Linked DNA regions of Homo sapiens: region 1 is linked to region 2. A link is an interaction called in ENCODE POLR2A ChIA-PET data of the cell type or tissue named here. Cell type or tissue: PC-9. All regions are shown on one strand. Each heading gives the region's core, and the rest is flanking DNA. Links, peaks and the distances in the headings are about the cores only. Region 1 overlaps KIAA0232. Region 2 has its middle 16 kb from the start of BLOC1S4.

What was found. Peaks named below come from ENCODE experiments on the same cell type or tissue, not always from the same donor. Only the 100,000 strongest peaks of a DNase experiment are listed, where the experiment ranks them.
Region 1: POLR2A ChIA-PET joins it to region 2 with 21 read pairs; 14 of 35 experiments call an interaction of 5 or more read pairs at or near these places.

What each region holds. Positions count from the first base shown.
Region 1 is chr4:6,793,390-6,803,513 of GRCh38, forward strand. All of the region lies in intron 1 of KIAA0232, which reads left to right. Among named protein-coding and RNA genes, the nearest start is that of KIAA0232, 16 kb to the left of the region's middle. In PC-9, for the core only: no CTCF peak of the experiment used is centred there; no DNase peak of the experiment used is centred there; H3K27ac peaks cover 1,932 bases.
Region 2 is chr4:6,728,273-6,736,272 of GRCh38, forward strand. No RefSeq gene overlaps it. Among named protein-coding and RNA genes, the nearest start is that of BLOC1S4, 16 kb to the left of the region's middle. RefSeq lists enhancers at 3,861-5,060, 4,472-5,378, 6,210-6,504. In PC-9, for the core only: no CTCF peak of the experiment used is centred there; a DNase peak (open chromatin) is centred at 4,529; H3K4me3 peaks cover 775 bases; H3K27ac peaks cover 2,531 bases.

The DNA.
Region 1 (10,124 bases), core at 1-8,000, 65 kb after region 2:
TAAGAAGTTGGTACTGAACTGTAGTTTTAGATTTTGTATTGGTTTGTGTTTGAAAAAGTATGCTTAACTTGAAGCTTTAGCGAAACAGCCTAAGTTTCAGTGTTAAGATAGCTATCTCTGAGATTTCACCTTGTAAAATGAAGTAAAACCTTAAGCTCATCATAGGCGAGTCAGAAATGAAAATAAAGTTTATTCATCAGTCAGGTTCAATTGAATAAGAGATTCACTAGGATTATTTGGTGCTTTCTTAAAAAGTGGTCAGAATTCTTGGTGAAGTAAAAGGGCTAAGGATTCTTAGAAGTAGCTACAGAAAATGGATAAGGGGAGAGTGAGCTAACACTGGTTAACCGTTCTAATCTGTTAGGGCGTTGTGTTAGGGACCTTAGATAAACCATTTAATGTAAGCCTCCTGAGAACTCTGAGAGAGATGGGATGGTTGTCATTTTACAAATGAGGAAGCTACAACTCAGAGAGATTCCGAAAAACTTCCCTGTGGTCACAGGTAATATATGGCAGAACAGGAGCCCAGACTTCCGTCCTTCCAACTTAAAAGTTCATGTTCTTTCCGCTTCCCTACTCTACCTAGAGATCTATTCATTCATAAAGTATTTGTTGACTGCCTACACTGGGCTAGGTACAGATGCCAGGATGGATTAGACATCCAGGAGGTTTATTGGGGGAATTAAGGGTAAGGCGAGAGGAAGCAGGAGTAGTATGTAGGAAGAGCCTTTTGACTTCCACTTGGTCGGATTCCCGTGAAGAGAGGAGAGGAAGAGTGGCTAGGAACAGCCTCAGGTCACTGTACAGTTCTGAGAAAGTCTTGACCAAGCTGATGGGGAATTCTCATGCTGAAGCTGTGCATCCTGCACCGGACAGAAAGGCCTGAGTCTGTTATCCCTTTCGGATTAAACCATTAGTTGGGGGCAGCCTGATGGAAGCATGGCTTGGTGTCAGTGCTGTTGTGGTTCTGAACATGTAGCAACTTGAGGCTGTCAGCTTAGTTTCCTGTAGCAGCTTCTCTTGAAGGGTGATCTGAGCAGGGCACCTTCATAGTGGCTGCACACGGTCCTGTCCTGGTGGGTGTGGGTAGAAAGACTGATAATACAAATAAGCAAGTAGATGCATATGTGAAGTGAAAATTAGTGCCAAGGGGAAAAACAGAGCAAAAGATGGGGTGTTGCATCGTATGTGGTGGACAGGGAAAGCCTCTGTTGACACTTGAGCAGAGACCTGAAGAGGAAGAGAGAAAGATGTGGAGATACCTGAGGAGCAGAGCATTTCGAGGGGTAGAGGAGAGCAAGTGAAAGGCCTTGGTTCTGCATCCATGATGAAGGTACACCTAAGAGGGTTTGCTGATGGACGAGATGTGGGATGTGCGAGGAGGAGCCATCATAGCGTGGGGTTGCCCTTGACTGACATGGGGAAGGTCATGGCAAGGGTAATGGTGGTGAGAATTCAGGGTTGTGTTGTTTGGCTTTAGACATGTTATAAGTTTGAGATGCCAGTCAGATATCTCCTTGTCTAGTAGCTTGGTAGCATTAGAGTTCTGGAATTAAAGAGAAAGAAGCAGGGTAGAGGGAAAGGATGGAGCAGTCTCTGCATAGGTGGTATTTATAATCATGGGACTAGAAGAGGTAAGCCAGATTGCGCAGTTAAATAAGGCAGCCACAAGCCACATGTTTTGTTTTGTTTTGTTTTTGAGATGGAGTCTCACTCTGTCGCCCAGGCTGGAGTGCAATTGCATGATCTCGGCTTACTGCAAGCTCCGCCTTCCGGGTTCATGCCATTCTCTTGCCTCAGCCTCCTGAGCAGCTAGGACTACAGGCACCCACCACCACGCCTAGCTAATTTTTTTGTATTTTTTAGTAGAGACAGGGTTTCATCGTGCTAGCCAGGATGATCTCGATCTCCTGACCTTGTGATCCGCCTGCTTCAGCCTCCCAAAGTACTGGGATCACAGGCGTGAGCCACCGCGCCCGGCCCACATGTGGCTTTTGAACTTTGCATGCAGCTAATCTGAATTGAGATGCGCTGTGTCAATTATGTACCAGATGCCAAAGACAGTGTGAAAAATTACAATGTAACATATATCATTAATTTTTACCTTCATTATATTTGGAGTGATATTATTTTGGATATACTGGGTTAAATCAAACATATTAAAGTTAATTTCACCTGTTTCTTTTTTAATATGGCTACTAGAAATATATTTATTTATTTTTTGAGCTAGGACATCACTGTCACCTAGGCTGGAGTGCGGTGGTACATTCACAGCTTCTTGCAGCCTTGGTCTCCCAGGCTCAAGTAGTCCTCCCATTTCAGCCTCCTGAGTAGCTGGGACTATAGGCATGCGCCACTGCATCCAGCTAATTTACTTTTTTTGTAGAGACTGGGTCTCACTATGTTGCCCAGGCTGAGCTCAAACTCCTGCTCTCATGCAGTCCGCTTGCCTTGGCCTCCGCAAGTGCTGGGGTTACAGGAATGAACCACTGCACTTGGCCTAGAAAATTTTAATTACATATATGACTGGCATTATTTTGCTCTTGAAGGCACTGGTGGAGGAAGCGAATGGAAATAGAGAAGTCCAAGGGCAGAGCCTGGAAAGCTGGGAAGAGGAGGAGCAGCCAGCGGAGGAGCCAGCGAGGGTGTGGACTGGGTGAGGAGAGGATGATGAGAGGTGTGGTTTGTGCGTAAGTGAGCTGCACTAAAATTTGATTAGAACTTGAGTAAAAGGAAAGTATCAGAAACTAGGTCTAATTAATATGTAATATGTGGAATTGGTTATTCGTAGAAGTGAACGAGTCCTGGAGATGGTCTGTAGGATCAGGATAGGATTGAGATCCTTCCCTATATTGTTCTTTTTTTTTTTGGAGACAGAGTCTTGTTCTGTCACCCAGGTTGGAGTGCAGTGGCACGATCTCAGCTCACTGCAGCCTCTGCCTCCTGGGTTCAAGCGATTCTTATGTCTCAGCCTCCCAAGTCACTGGGACTACAGGTGTGTGCCACCACCCCTGGCTAATTTTTGTATTTTTAATAGAGACAGCATTTTGCCATGTTGACCAGGCTGGCCTCAAACTCCTGACCTCAGGTGATCTGCCTGCCTTGGCCTCCCAAAGTGCTGGGATTGCAGGCGTGAGCCACCACACCCGACCATATTGTTCTTTTTTAAGTGAGTTTCATGCCACCTGTTTAAAGAAAGCTCTAACATAGCCTATCTGAGGAATCAATCATGATAGTAGAAAAGGAAGCACACATTTATAAGATTTGACACAGTTAGTGCAAGAAGGTGACTCTTATGGCCCTTAAAAGTTTGGTCACACGGTTTTCTTTCAGCTTGTAATCTTCACTTAGTAAAACTACCATAAGAATATCTTACCTTCCTTTTGCTCTTTCTGAGCTCGTAGGGTGTCTTTGAGAATGTTCAAGTAGGCTCCTTGAGTGGCCTTAGCTACCGTGATGGGAGGGCTTCGTTTCCATTCTTGGTTTTCTGGTTTATATGTTGGTCACTTGGTTATGTTAGTCAGCATCCTTTGGCACTGCCTTCTGTCCTGATCATCTCATAGGAACAGACTTTGGGACATTTACTGACAACAGTCAGTTGGAGAGCCTTCCTCATGCAGCACGTCGACTTCTTTTTAATATGTTGGTAGCTATAACAGTGTAGTATCAGGCAGATTGTTTTTTCTTTAGACATTATACTTTTTTCCTCTGTATTTTATTATTTCATTTCCCAAAAAACACACTTGCACATTTAAGAGCAGTGTTTTAACAGTTTTTTCCAAAGCCATGAGATAGAAACTGTCATGGAAACTGAAGCTCCTCTGACTGGAACTTACTTAGGCCTTGCCAGGGTGGGCAAAAGATGACGTTGAAAAAGATCAGGTAGCACCCTGCATTTTGCCATTGGCTAAAGTGGGGTCAGAGCTGGTTGCCATTTTCTCTCTGTCTTGAGGTTCAGGCCTGTCATCTTCTCAAAATGCCTCCAGGCCTGTTGGGACAGTGAACAGTAATGGCCAAACTAAAAACTTTAAGAAGGATATGATATGCTAAATGCAGGGAAAAAGACTTCGCTTTAACCCTCAACAAATGTATAAAGAGGGCCGGGTGTGGTGGCTCACATCTGTAATCCCAGCACTTTGGGAGGCCAAGGCAGGAGGATCGCTTGAGCCCAGGAATTCGAGACCAGCCTGGGCAACATAGCAAGATCCCATCTCTTAAAAAAAAAACCTAGCTGGGTGTAGTGGTGTATGCCCATAGTCCCAGTTACCTGGGAGGCTGAGGTGGTAGGATTGCTTGAGCCCAGGAATTCCAGGCTGCAGTGAGCCATGATTGCACTACTGTGCTCCAGCTAGCCTGGGTGACAGAGCCAGACCCTGCCTCTCAAAAAAAAAAAAAAAAAAGGCCGGGCGCGGTGGCTCACGCCTGTAATCCCAGCACCTTGGGAGGCCGAGGCGGGCGGATCACAAGGTCAAGAGATCGAGACCACGGTGAAACCCCATCTCTACTAAAAATACAAAAAATAGCCGGGCACAGTGGCGGGCGCCTGTAGTCCCAGCTACTTGGGAGGCTGAGGCAGGAGAATGGCATGAACCCGAGAGGTGGAGCTTGCAGTGAGCTGAGATTACGCCACTGCATTCCAGCCTGGGTGACAGAGCCAGACTCCGTCTCAAAAAAAAAAAAAAGAGAGACATAAAAATGTTTGAAGGAAAGGCTACAAGTTAAACGAGGAGTGAATAGTATGATAGAAAGGGCACCAGCTTTGGAGATAGGGCACATACATGATGGCCCTGGTTTTGACTCTCCATGAGACCCTAAATACCTGTCTAAATTTCTTAATCCATGAAATGGGAGGTTTGGCTTAGCTTATGCTTTTTCATGTTGTGAAAGCAGTGTTTGATGCTGAGTAGGTGCTCAGATGTTGATTAAATGAACAAGGAATAAAATAACTATAGAGAGCCTAGGTACTTAAGGCATGAGCCAGGGGTCAAGGTGATGGGTATTGGCCATCCCCTGCTCCTCACCTGTCCCACCTTAACCTGTGTAGTGTAGCATTGGCTACTACTACTTTGAGACATATTTGAACAACACTAGGTTAGGTAATCCCTTTCTAAGCTTAAATATGTCATGCTTCTGATGCTGACACCAACCCTTTTCTTTCTTCTCAGTTACATGCTTTATTTTTGAGACAGGGTCTCGCTGTCGCACAGGCTGGAGTGCAGGGGTGTGATTATCGCTCACTGCACCCTTGACCTCCAGGGCTCGAACGAGCCTCCCACCTCAACCTTCTGAGTCTCTTGGACTATAGGCATGTGACATTATGCCCAATTAATTTTTTATTTTTTTGTAGAAATGGAGCCTCCCTGTGTTGTCCAGGCTGGTCTCAAACCCCTGGGCTCAAGCCATCCTCCTGCCTCAGCCTCCCAAAGTGCTGGGATTATAGGCGTGAGCCACCGTGCCCAGCTGCTGTGTACTATTTACTAAGATAAAAGTTGCACGAGAAGAAATGCAGTTTCATCAGGTGTAGGGGAGGAAGTCAGAGGTGCTGTGTTTGTTTCCTAGGGATGCTACAACAAAGTACCCCAAACTTTGATGGATGGCTTTTAACAACAGAAGTGTATCTTCTCACAGTTCTGGAGGCCAGAAGTCCAAAATCCAAGTGTTGGCAGGGCTGGTTCCTTCTGGAGATTCTGAGAGAGAGCTTGGTCCATGCCCTACTCTTAGCGTCTGGTGGTTATTGGCAATACTTGGCATTTCTTGGCTTGCATTGGTACATTACTGCAGTCTCCGCATCTGTCTTCACGTGGGATTCTCCCCTGCATGTCTCTGTGTGAATTTCCCTCTTCTTATAAGGACATCAGATCATTGAATTAGAGTCTCTTATCCAATTTAGGTGGCTGATAATCTAGTATGACCTCATTTTAACTTGATTACATTTTCACAGACCCTGTTTTCAAATAAGGTAATGTTCACAGGTAATGGAGTAAGGACTTGAACATACCTTTTTTGGGGGAAACAGTTCAGTCCACAGCAGGTGTTAAAGTTGGGGGTAAACAATTTCTGAAAAATTGTGACTCATTTCCTCAAATTCATCTCTTTACATTAAAGCTAGGTCTGTCAGAGGAATTGGGATAAAACAAACATAAAATTCACGTCTACTAGAAAGTATCAATTTGGCCTCAAGTCAAAATCGTGGATGGCATAGCCTAAGACTACATAACTATTAGAAAGACTCTTATAATAGAGACTAAGAATTCTGTTTTTTACACATTGGGTTTTTGCTTTGAGATTAGTTGGGTTTTTTTGTTTTTTGTTTGTTTGTTTTTTGAGTCGGAGGCTCGCTCTGTTGCCAGGCTGGAGTGAAGTGGCACAATCTCGACTCACTGCAACCTCCGCCTCCTGGGTTCAAGCGATTCTCCTGCCTCAGCCTCCCAGGTAGCTGGGACTACAGGTGCCCGCCACCACTCCCGGCTAATTTTTGTATTTTTAGTGGAGACGGGGTTTCACCATGTTGGCCAGGATAGTCTCCATCTCCTGACATCATGATCCCCCCGCCTCGGCCTCCCAAAGTGCTTGGATGACAGGCATGAGCCACTCCGCCTTGCTGGCTTTTGTTTTGCATATACTCTGTTTTCTTTTTCTTTCTTTCTTTCTTTCTTTTTTTTTTTTTTTTTTTTTTTTTTTTTTTTGAGATGGAGTCTCACTCTGTCGCCCCGGTTAGAGTGCAGTGGCATGATCTCGGCTGACTGCAACCTCCATCTCCCGGGTTCAAGTGATTCTCCTGCCTCAGCCTCCCGAGTAGCTAGTATTACAGGTGCCCGCCACCATGCTTGGCCAATTTTTGTATTTTTAGTAGAGATAGGGTTTCACCATTTTTGCCAGGCTGGTCTCGAACTCCTGACCTCAGGTGATCTGCCTGTCTTGGCCTCCCAAAGTACTGAGTCATCGTGCCTGGACTTACGTATGCTCTATTTTCTTGATGTGTTCTGATTTTATTATATTTGAAAATTTGGGGCCAGATGTGGTGGTTCATGCCTGTAATCCCAGCACTTTGGGAGGCCAAGGCAGGCGGATCACCTGAGGTCAGGAGTTCGAGACCAGCCTGACCAACATGGAGAAACCCCATCTCTACTAAAAATACAAAATTAGCTGGGTGTGGTGGTATGCACCTGTAATCCCAGCTACGCAGGAGGCTGATGCAGGAGAATCACTTTAACCCAGGAGGTGGAGGTTGTGGTGAGACGAGATCATGCCACTGCACTGCAGCCTGGGCGACAGAGGGAAACTCCGTCTCAAAAAAAAAAAAGAAAATTTGGAGGAAAAGACCTTGCTCATTATACTTGTTTGAATTCTGTAAATGAAGTAAGCAGAATGGCAGAAATGTCATTTGGTAACATTTTATATAGTTTTGGGTCACATAGAAAATGCAGAGCCAGGTTGGCTCCTGGGCTCATCACTCTGAAAGGTTATGTGAGGGGGGTGATACGAAGAGCCCAGTTAGGAAGGGCAGGCAGGTTCTTAAGGGTTTGTTCAGTTCAGCAGTGCTTTTCCAACAGCTTATTAACATGGAATGTAGTGGGAATACAAATATAAATATAGACAGAGTTCTTGATAATTTGGTCATAGGATAATTTGTAATTTTCTTAGTTTGTAGGAAATTAAGTTCAGCAGCTGGGTATTGAACCAGGATGTGGAATTGTCAGCATTTCCCCAAATCTTGATGTGTTAGACCTGTTGTGTCCAGTAGAACTTTGTTTGATAATGGAAATGTTCACTGTCTTTTCTATTCAGTATCCACTGGCTACATGGGGCTATTAACACTGGAAATGTGGCTTGTGCCATTAAAGAACTGAATTTTCAATTTTATTTAATTTTAATTAATTAAAATGTAAATAGCCACTAGTGGCTACCATATTCATTGGACAATGCAGTTCTAGAGATTCATTTCACCTTTGTTCAGTTCACCTTTGTTCAAAGAATAAGTGGATGGTGGTTATAGGAGACTGAAAAGATGCCACTAGGCCAGGCATGGTGGCTCATGCCTGTAATCCTGGCCCTTTGGGAGGCTGAGGTGGGAGGATTGCTTGAGCCTAGGAGTTCGTGACCAGCCTGAGCAATGTAGTGCGACCCTATCTCTACCAAAGAAAAAAGCTGGACTTGATGGCCACACACTTGTCGTCTTAGCTACTCTGGAGGCTGAGGTGGGAGGATTGCTTGAGCCCAGGAATTCCAAGCTGCAGCGAACTATGATTGCTCCACTGCACTCCAGACTGGGTGACAGGACGAAAAGGAAAAAAAAAAAAGAGAAAGGTGCTATTAAGTGGCTTACAGTGCTTAGGACTTTAATTAGCATATCCATGTTTTTAAATGTAGAACATAGGGTTTTCATAAAGTAGAAACGTGGATTCTGGTTTATTTGCAGTACAAAGAAAAATACAGGGCCTGCGAGGATGATCATTTTGTGCATGTGCTGAAATCATACTCTTTTAGCTTTAGAAGTTATTTGTATACATGCCACCATTACCTTCCAGATAAAGTTTGTATCCCTCACTGTGTATTGCACATAATAAATACCCACTAAATGGTGGTGGGTATTTATTTATGCAATAAAGGGGCCCTTGATCCTGATAGGGCTGTTAGTTCCTTCATGAGTGTCACAAGTTGGGTTCTCTGGGAAGGCGGGTACTTTGGGAAGCAAATGCAGACAATTTAGCATGCAGAATGTTGATTAGGGCTTGCTCGTAGGGTCCAGACTCAGGGAATGGAGAAGTTGAACTACCTTGCATGCCCAATTATAGCATAGCCTTGGCCAACCCCATTAGAATAGCCCGTGGGAGCTGTCCCGGCTTGGGCTGGGTAGCCAGGCCTGTACGCTCTCTGAGTCAGTCAGGATGACTTGCCTGGAAGAGGGCAAGATGTCGGGTGAGGCAGTTCTCTGTAGCCACAGCAGTACTTGAAGGGGCTGACGGAGCACTCCCAGCAGCTGGGGCTGCATGGCCTTCAGTTGAGGGTCTGGGTTGTACATCACAGCGTGCCATGGTTGGACAATATTTTTCTTAGAAATTTTTTGATTGATTTCATTTGACTCATTGGTTGGCGTTCTGGAGAAATATGGGGTAAGTCTCTTTCTCTTTCTCTGTGACTCTTCTCAACCCCCCCCAACCCACCAGCCCCCTTACTAAATAACTATGTGTGTGTGTGTCTTATGTACGAACAGAGTTACAGTGCACAATTAACCTTTTCTTCTGATGGAAGTTGACTCCAACCAGAATGCTTCATCTTCACGTCTTCCCCAAGGACATAAAGACAGAAAGGGGATTTTGCTATAACATAGAATACAGAGTGGTGATTCAGGTATAGAGCAAGGTGTGGTATGTTGGTGATGTAAGGAGCACAGAGGAATGAAATTAATTGGTGTGAGGTTCTCTCAAGGAAGGAAAAAATGACAGAAGGTTGAAAGAAGAGTAATAGTCGAATATGAGTGCATATAGCTGGGGGCAGTGGCTCATGCTTGTAATCCCAACTCTTTAGGTGGCTGAGATGGAAGGATCACTTGAGGTCAAGAGTTCAGGACCAGCCTAGGCAACATACTGGGCATACTTGAGCAACATACTCTGTCTTGACCAAAAAAAAAAAAAAAAAAAAAAGCCAGGTTTGGTGGGTGCATGCTTGTGGTCCCTGCTACTGTGGAAGGTGAGGTGGGAGGATCACTTGAGCCCAGGAGTTCTAGGCTGTAGTAAGCTATGATTGTACCACTGCACCTCCAGCCTGGATGACAGAAGAATACTTTACCTCTTGAAAGAAATTAAAATGAGTGCATATATATATATATATATATATATGGACTTTCTCATATAAATTGAAGCCCAGCTCCCTTAAGTTCAAATGGAAATATTCCATGAGTAGTTGGAAATATAGATTGAGAAGACAAGGTAAGAGAAAGATTTGTAGGGGGTGACTTTTGATAAATTACACAAATCTTTGACATTATCAAACATGAATGCCAAACATTGAAACATGAATGTTCAAGGGTCTGTCACACAGCTCTCAAGTTATCTGGTTACTGGTAGTTAGGTAATAGTTGGAAGATTCCAGTAGTTACGTAGTTACTGGTAGTTAGAAAATAC
Region 2 (8,000 bases), core at 1-8,000:
TTCCGCATTCACCTCTAAGCCCTTCCAGAGCAGTGGTGGGGCAGGCTCCTCTCCAGGGTACCCAGAACGCACCATCAGCCCCAGGCCTGGCACACACCGCTGCTCGATGAACCTTGATTTAATGAATATGCCAAGGCCAGTCCCATGGCCTCTCATCCATTTTTGGGGTCACCCTGGCTTTGTCCCACCTCAAGACCTTCACACCTGCTGTTCCCTGGGCCTGGAATCCTGCCCCTGGCTTTTTCACGTGAAGATCGCCCTCCGCTGGAACACCCACTTCCCTGGGCAGCTGCCCCGCCGCATTTGGATCGTCCTCCGCTGGAACACCCACTTCCTTGGGTGGCTGCCCCCGCCACATTAGGAGCTGCTTCCCTGGAATTCTCTGTCCAGTGCCTGCATAGCTCCTTTCTAGACCTCACTGATGGAGCTAATGCTTATTTACCTATTTCCATTAGACTTGGAGCACCCCGGGGCCAGGACCTGTCCTGCCCTGCTTGCCCTGTGTCCTCAGTTCCCAGGACAGTGTGGGCTCCCAGGACTTGTTGAGTGAGCACTTCTTGTTAAGTAAACTAACAAGTGGACCAACAAGAGCAGAAAGCTGATTGTGTGTCCATTTTACAGTGGAGGACAGTGGCCTGCATCCAACACAGGGAATGCCGCAGTCACGGAAGTTGTCAGAGATACAGACACTAGAATCCCGTCCTCCACTCATTCATGCAACAGGTTTTCATCCAGTGCCTGCTGCCTGCAGAGATGGCCCTGTGGCAGGGTGCAGCCCAGGGAGGGGGGGCAGGCCATGAGAAGGGCTTCCATGGAGGCAGGGACAGAGGCCAGGTGCAGAGCCCACTACTCCCTGGGGAGGGGTGGTCAGGGAAGCCTCCCTGGGGGAGGCGAGGCAGTCCTGGAGTGGAGTCCCAAGAAAGGAACTGCCGTTCAGCAGTGGGTGAGAGCCAGGCAAGCAGTGCGCATAAAGGGAGGACCTCGAGGGGCTGTGGAGCTGACCTCCAGCCCAGCAGGGTGGGTGCGGGGATGAGGCCTGGATCTGCTCTGTGCAGGCTCAGGAACCGGGGTCACTAGTGGAAGCCCAGGAGGATCTGTTTTATGTCAATATAAAGGAACGTTTCCCAGAGGCAGAGCCATGCAAATAGAATGAACTTTCTGAGGAAGGAGTGAGCTCTCCATTCCTGGGGTTATGTAAGCTGTGATGCTGGAGAGGGATGAGGGGTTCGCCTAGACAGAAACCCTGTAAAATCCCTTCTGATCTAAAAAATCTATATTGAAAAGTGTCTAATGCAGGCAGAAGAGGTACTTATCAGATAATATCAACATAATTTTCATACAAATATGCATAAAGGTGATCATTACAGAGATTTTTTATGGAATGCAAAAAACCCATCTCATAAATCCCACTTTTAGAGAGTTTCTCAGGCAATCAACGCATGAGTATTCAGACACTTGGCTAAAATCACTGCAGTGGTGTTTGTAACAGAGGAAAATTGGAAACAATCCGAATGTTAACTTATATGTTTATTTTCTGTCTCCCCTCTAAGCTGCAAGCTCTAAGAGGGTAGACCTTGTCCGTCTCATTGGCAGCTCTGTCCTTCAGATGCAGTGGATAGAAGAGATAGAATGTGCTCTTTGTTTCATTTTTTAAATTTTGTTTTCTCACTGCCTATTCTGTGAACCTATGTACTCTTTTTTTAAAAGTATAACTTGGCCAGGCGTGGTGGTTCACGGCTGTAATCCCAGCACTTTGAGAAGCCAAGGTGGGCGGATTGCTTGAGGCCAGGAGTTTGAGACCAGCCCGGCCAACACAGTGAAACCCTGTCTCTACGAAAAATACAAAAATTAGCCAGGCATGGTGGTGCACACCTGTAGTCCCAGCTACTCGGGAGGGTGAGGCATGAGAATCGCTTGAACCTGGGAGGCGGAGGTTGCGGTGAGCCTAGATTACACCACTGCACTCCAGCCTGGGCAAAATAGTGAGACTCTGTCTCAAAAAATAAATAAATAAAAAATAAAAAAAGTGATAAAAGTATAACTCTACTGATGAGAAACAGAGTTCATCCAAACGTTATTATAACAGCAGTTGTTTCTGGGTGATGGATCGAAGATTATTTTTATTTTGTTCTTTATGTTGCACTGAGTTTTTCATGCTATCTACAATAGACACACACGATGTTTGTAATGTGAAAAATTTTTGAGAAAAAACAAAATGACATCAGAGTTAAAAAAAAAAAAAAAAAGCAGGAAAGAAAAACGACTTCATTTGCTGAGCTCCGAGAATGGATTTTTTAAAGTCAAACAAAATCGTTTAAGATTTTCTCTAAATGCCCTTAGTGGTATCTTCTTGCCATCTGGCTAGGATCACACGAGAACAACCCAACTCGTTTGGGGAAGAAAATTGTCTTCAGTGTCGCAGTAGCCACCTCTAAACTCGCCTCCTCCACCCAGGGTGTTTTGTCGTAGCCTACCGTGGGCGTGGACTTGACATTTATCTGGGCTCACAAGCCTGCAGGGCTGTCTGGGTGTCCCAAAGCCACTTCTGCTCAAGGCAGATAACTGCCAAAGAAATAACTCTGCCAGCGAAGAATCTGCCTTTGAATCTGTCTTCCCAAACAAGCAAGCTCTCTCAATGTTCAGGAGAAAACAGCTCGCTCGCTCTGAGTTGTTCGAATTTGTGGAGCTCTCCAGTTCTTGGGGCCCAAAGGGATTCAGCCTCCTGGCGGGGTTGGGATCGAAGCTACCTATTAGAAGTCACTGCTCACCATCTGTCACCCTGGGGAAGTAGAGCGGTTCCCAGCCACTGGACATGTGCAAGCCGAGGGTGGGCCACCCTTTGTCAGAGAGCTTGTAGCGGAAGTGCGATCATCAGATGGGGGTGGGGGCGGGTCTTATTGCCTCCAATGGCCAGGTGACAGGGCCTTTGCTCAGAGGGGTGAAATTCGCCAGGGTCTCCTAGTCTACCCAGTAAATCTGGGCTGCCCTAATTATAGCCTCCCCACTGCGCTTACTGGTAGCATTTTGTACAAGATGTTAGGGTTGCCTAGAGGAGGAAGGGGACCCTTTGGGAGAGACAAGGGGCTCTCACCCTCTGGTTCCACAATGACAGCACGGTATTCGCCAGTTCAGGGTCCCTGCCCCTGGAGCTCATGCCTGTAGCCGCCCCGTCCCACAGACAGAAGCACACACAGGCGCCTCTCCTCATGTGCAGCTGGCTCTGAGATTCATGGAACAAGAAGAGCCAACTCCTAGGAGGAGGCCAGTTCAAATTCTGCCTTTTTCCGGCTGTGTACTCTTGGAGAAGTTACACACCTCTCTGAAAAATTGTTGAAAGTAAACTTACTGCACAGGACACTTTCTGTGCTCAGTTATGTCTGCCGAGTTCAGCTGGCGTGCAGGCACTGCCACAGGCCCCGAGAAAAGAACGGGGTGCAGAGCAGGGGCTGCTTTCAGGGACCCGCCGTGCTAGTGAAGGTGGAACGGTAAAGAGGGTCCCGGGTTTAAGGGCGCGGGCAGTGATGGGAGCACAGACCCAGTGAGGCAGGGGAGGGTGAGGGAGGCCTTCTGCAGAGGGGGTACCCTGCAGACAGAGTCAGGGAGAGATCAAGAGACGGGGATGGCCAGGAGGGCACAGGGCTCACTGGCCAGGCAACATCGCCATTATTTCTGTTATTATGACTTCTCCTGCTGAGGCACAGAGAGGGTAAGACACCTGCCCAGGGACACCCTGTTAGAAGGTGGCAGGGCCAGGACTCAGCCGCAGGCCTGTCTGGGGGCCCCCATGCACACGGTGCACTGGTCTTCAATGGGTGCACAGGTGGGATCTCTTTTCTTTTCTTTTCTTTCCTTTCCTTTTCTTTCTTTTTTTTTAGATGGAGTCTCACTCTGTCACCCAGGCTGGAGTGCAATGGTACGATCTTGGCTCACTGCAACTTCCATCTCCTGGGTCCAAGCGATTCTCACCTCAGCCTCCAGAATAGCTGGGATTACAGGCGCATGCCACCACGCCCTACGAATTTTTGTATTTTTAGCAGAGACAGGGTTTCACCATGTTGACCAGGCTGGTCTTGAACTCCTGACCTCAAGTGATCCACCTGCCTTGGCCTCCCAAAGTGCTGGGAATACAGGCATCAGCCACCGCGCCCATGGGTAGGATCATGGGTAGGATCTCTGATCCTCCCGGTTCATGGATCTCCAGATATTACGCTCCAAATCCACCTTCTGCTTTCTTGACATCAAACCTAAGAAACAAGGGCCCACGACACTTTCTGCTTAAGCCTAAAGTGCTGGTAACCAGAAGGGACCCCGAGGGGACCCCCAGGTCTCTCTGCATCCTGAGGGGCTGCCGCTGTGGTTTCTCCCCAGTGCTGGGGACGGGGGGCCCTGTCTGACCTAGTGGCTTCTCATGAAGGTGCCCTTCCAGAGAGCCAAGCACCGAATTGGGCCAGCCCAGGTGGTCACTCGGCTCTGCTGAGGCCTGCTTGGATCTCAGGGTGACTGGCCCCGTCAGGGTGACTCAGCTGTTCTTGCAGCTGGGCGTGGGCTGATGGCTGGGAGCTCTCCAGGCAGCCCGCAGTGGCCAGGCCGCAGGAAGGCAGGCGGGAGCAGCCCGGGAGGACTCACCAAGTTCTTATTTTGCTTTTAAAGCCTCCAGCTCCTGGCCCAGGGAGCCAGGTACAGTCAACCTGTTGGAAAAGTGCCTCCTTCTCAGGGAAGCCTCGGGCATGGGAAAAAGCTAGGATGCTCAGAACCAAACAGGAACTGAAAGTCAGCCCAGCCAAGTCCTTCATTTCACAGCTGAGGAAACTGAGGCCCAGAGAGGCTGACCTGCTTGGGGTCACGCACACGTAGGGTGGTGCAGGCCTGTGATCTTTGCACTGGGCCCCCAGACCTCTCTGGAGAGACGTCACACTCCTCAGAACCAGCAAGCTGCTGGGTGATGCCACAGGACTCCCTGAAAAACCGGCCCGTTGAAGACCAGCACAGGGTGGGCAGGAGGGTCCCCAGACGGACCTGAGGCCCAGTCCTGGCCCTGCCAGTTTCTAACAGGGTGGCCCTGGGCAGGTGTCTTACCCTCTCTAGGCCTCAGTCTCCCCTCTGGCCACCTGCTGGGATCTCCAGGGGAGTTCAGTGAGTGGCAGTGTGCGGTCAGCCCGGTGCACACGGGGTTCCCTCTGTGCTCACCAAACCTCAGAGGAGGTGGCCCTGGAGCCTTGAAGAAGAGGACGCCTCCTGCCTGCCGCTGCTGGGGGAAAGCCCACCTGGCCCTCCGACGCACATATACACACGGACAGGACAGCTTGAGAGCACGCGGAGAATTTGCTTCTCCTGAGAGCAGGCTGGAGTTCAGGGGTCAGAGCGGGTGAATTTGGGCTTTCCCTCTGCAAAACTCACGTGTGAAACCCACTCATTTGTGCAACAAATATTTGCCGAGTGCTTGCTGTGTACAAGGTCCTGCCCCAGGGCGGGAGACAGAGCCATGACCAAAGCAAACAGAATCCTGCCCCATCGTCCTTACTTCCAGAGGGCGGGATCATCAACAAGAGTCACAAATGATCAAACGCACATGGGGAGTAAATAGTGATTGCGGAGCAGGGATCGGAGAGGGATCGGTGCCAATGAGAAAAGAGTTGAGCAGAGCAAGGGACTAGGAAGCGACGGGGATGGGAATTTTAGAGGGGACCCAGAAAGGACCAGCCCGAGCAGGTGACCTCTGAACACAGAGAGGAATGAGGTGAGGGCACAAGCCATGACGGTTTCTGCAGGAAGAACTTTCCAGGTGGGGGAACAGCCCCTGCAAAGGCCCTGAGGCAGGAGCCCCGTGTAACAGCAGCTCCAGCGAGCAAAGGACGGAAGGAGGGGATGAGGGGAGGAGGTGGAGGACACCATGTGTGGGTGTGGATTGGGAGAGAGGACCGCCCTTCCTCATCTGTGGTGTCGGCTTGTTCTGTTTCAGGGTGATAGAATTGCTCAGCCTCCACGAGGTAGGAAATCCCAGAAGACAAGGAGGTCCATGAAGCGGGGGATGAGAATCCCACCAGTTTGAAACGTGCCACGTTGGTGACGCTCCTTCCTTGAGGCTTCTTTGTCCCCCTCCCCAACCTCATTTCACACTCTGCTCCTCACACAATAGAGTCTCAGAAGGCCATGGCCACAAAGGGTCAGGGCACCAGCCTTGGGACAAGACCCAAATCATCAACCAGATGTCACAGCTGCTGACCCTGGCCTCACCCAGCCGCCCTCTGCCTTGCCTCCTGCGCCCACCCCAAGCCTTGACAAGAGCTGTTCCCTCCATTAGGAACGTGCTCCCTTCACTGTCCGCCCGCAGAGGTGCACATCTTCCGGGTCTCACACGTGGTGATGACTCAGACAACTCAGCCAACTACTCATTGACTGAATGAATACATTCACAGTTGTGTCTCCAGGGTCCTCAACTGATTCCATACATTAGCTGCGTACCTGCCGTGTACCATCCCTCTTTCTCAGATTTTCAGTCAGCAATCAGGAGACCTGGGTTTCAGCTGCGTGACTTGGAGCAAGTCACGTGTCTTCTCTGGCCCTCAATTACAATCAAATCTTTCAGAGCTGGAAGGGATCGTAGAGTTCTCCAGTCTAAGCCCTTGCCCGATGCATGGGACAGCTCTGCTGCATCCACGTTCTGTCATGACCCAGTCTCTCCTTGTTCACCTCCAGAGACAGGGAGTTCACTACCAAACTCCCAAGAAGGTTCACTCCTGGGTATCTTCCAGAGTCAATGAAGATCCCTCAGACTGGAAAAGGCGTAGGCATTAGCAGACCTGGTTCAGATCATACTTCTAGCTCTATGACCTTGGGCACGTCACTTAACCTTTGTGAGCCCAAGGTTTACTATCCGTAAAACGAGGATCATAATGTTTTCTGTTGGAGTTGTCTCAAGGATCAAGCAAGATGGCCAGGAAGTGCCCGGCACACTGTAGACTCCGGAGACATTTAAGAGATGTCAAATATACACTAAGGAGCTCCACGTCCTGATTACTACAGCACTTCCCAGGACCTAGACTCTGCGTCGTTCCAGGTGAAGGGGCTGGGAGGGGAGGGCTGGTTGAAGGTGGTTGTCTGCAGGCCCTGGCAAGGTAGCACATCCTAGGAGGAGGCCGTAATGAAGACAAGGTCAGAATGGTGTAAGAAAGAAACTAGATACATAAATGATAGATAGGTAAATATTTTGTTATTGTGGTCAGATATACAAGCCTTAAAAATTTACCATTTTAACCATTTTAAGTGTAGCATTCTAGGGACCTTAAGTACATTCACAGCCAGGCACAGTGGCTCGTGCCTGTAATCCCAGCTGAGGTGGGAGGACCACTTAAGGCCAGGAGTTCAAGGCCAGCTTGGGCAACACAGTGAGACCTTGTACAAAAAAATAAAAACTAGCTGGGCCTGGTGGCACACACCTTTGGCTCCAGCAACTCAGGAAGCTGAGGTGGGAGGATCATTTGAACCTAGGAGCTCGAGGCTGCAATGAGCTATTATCACACTACTGCACTCCAGCTGGGGCAACACAGCAAGACCCAGTCTCTGAAAAAAAAAAATGTAAGTACATTCACAGGCCAGGTGCAGTAGCTCATGCCTGTAATCCCAGCACTTTGGGAGGCCAAGGCGGGCAGATCACCTAAGGTCAGGAGTTTGAGACCAGCCTGGCCAACATGGCAAAACACCATCTCTACTAAAAATACAAAAATCAGCCAGGCATGGTGGTGCATGCCTGTAATCCCAGCTACTCAGGAGGCTGAGGCACGAGAACTGCTTGAGCCCAGGAGGTGGAGGTTGCAGTGAGCCGAGATTGTGCCACTGCACTCCAGCCTGGGCGACAGAGCGAGACTCTGTCTCAAAAAAATAAAAAATAGGCCAGGCACAGTGGCTCATGCCTGTAATCCCAGCACTTTGGGAGGCCAAGGTGGGTGGATCACGAGGTCAGGAGATTGAGACCATCCTGGCTAACACAGTGAAACCCCATC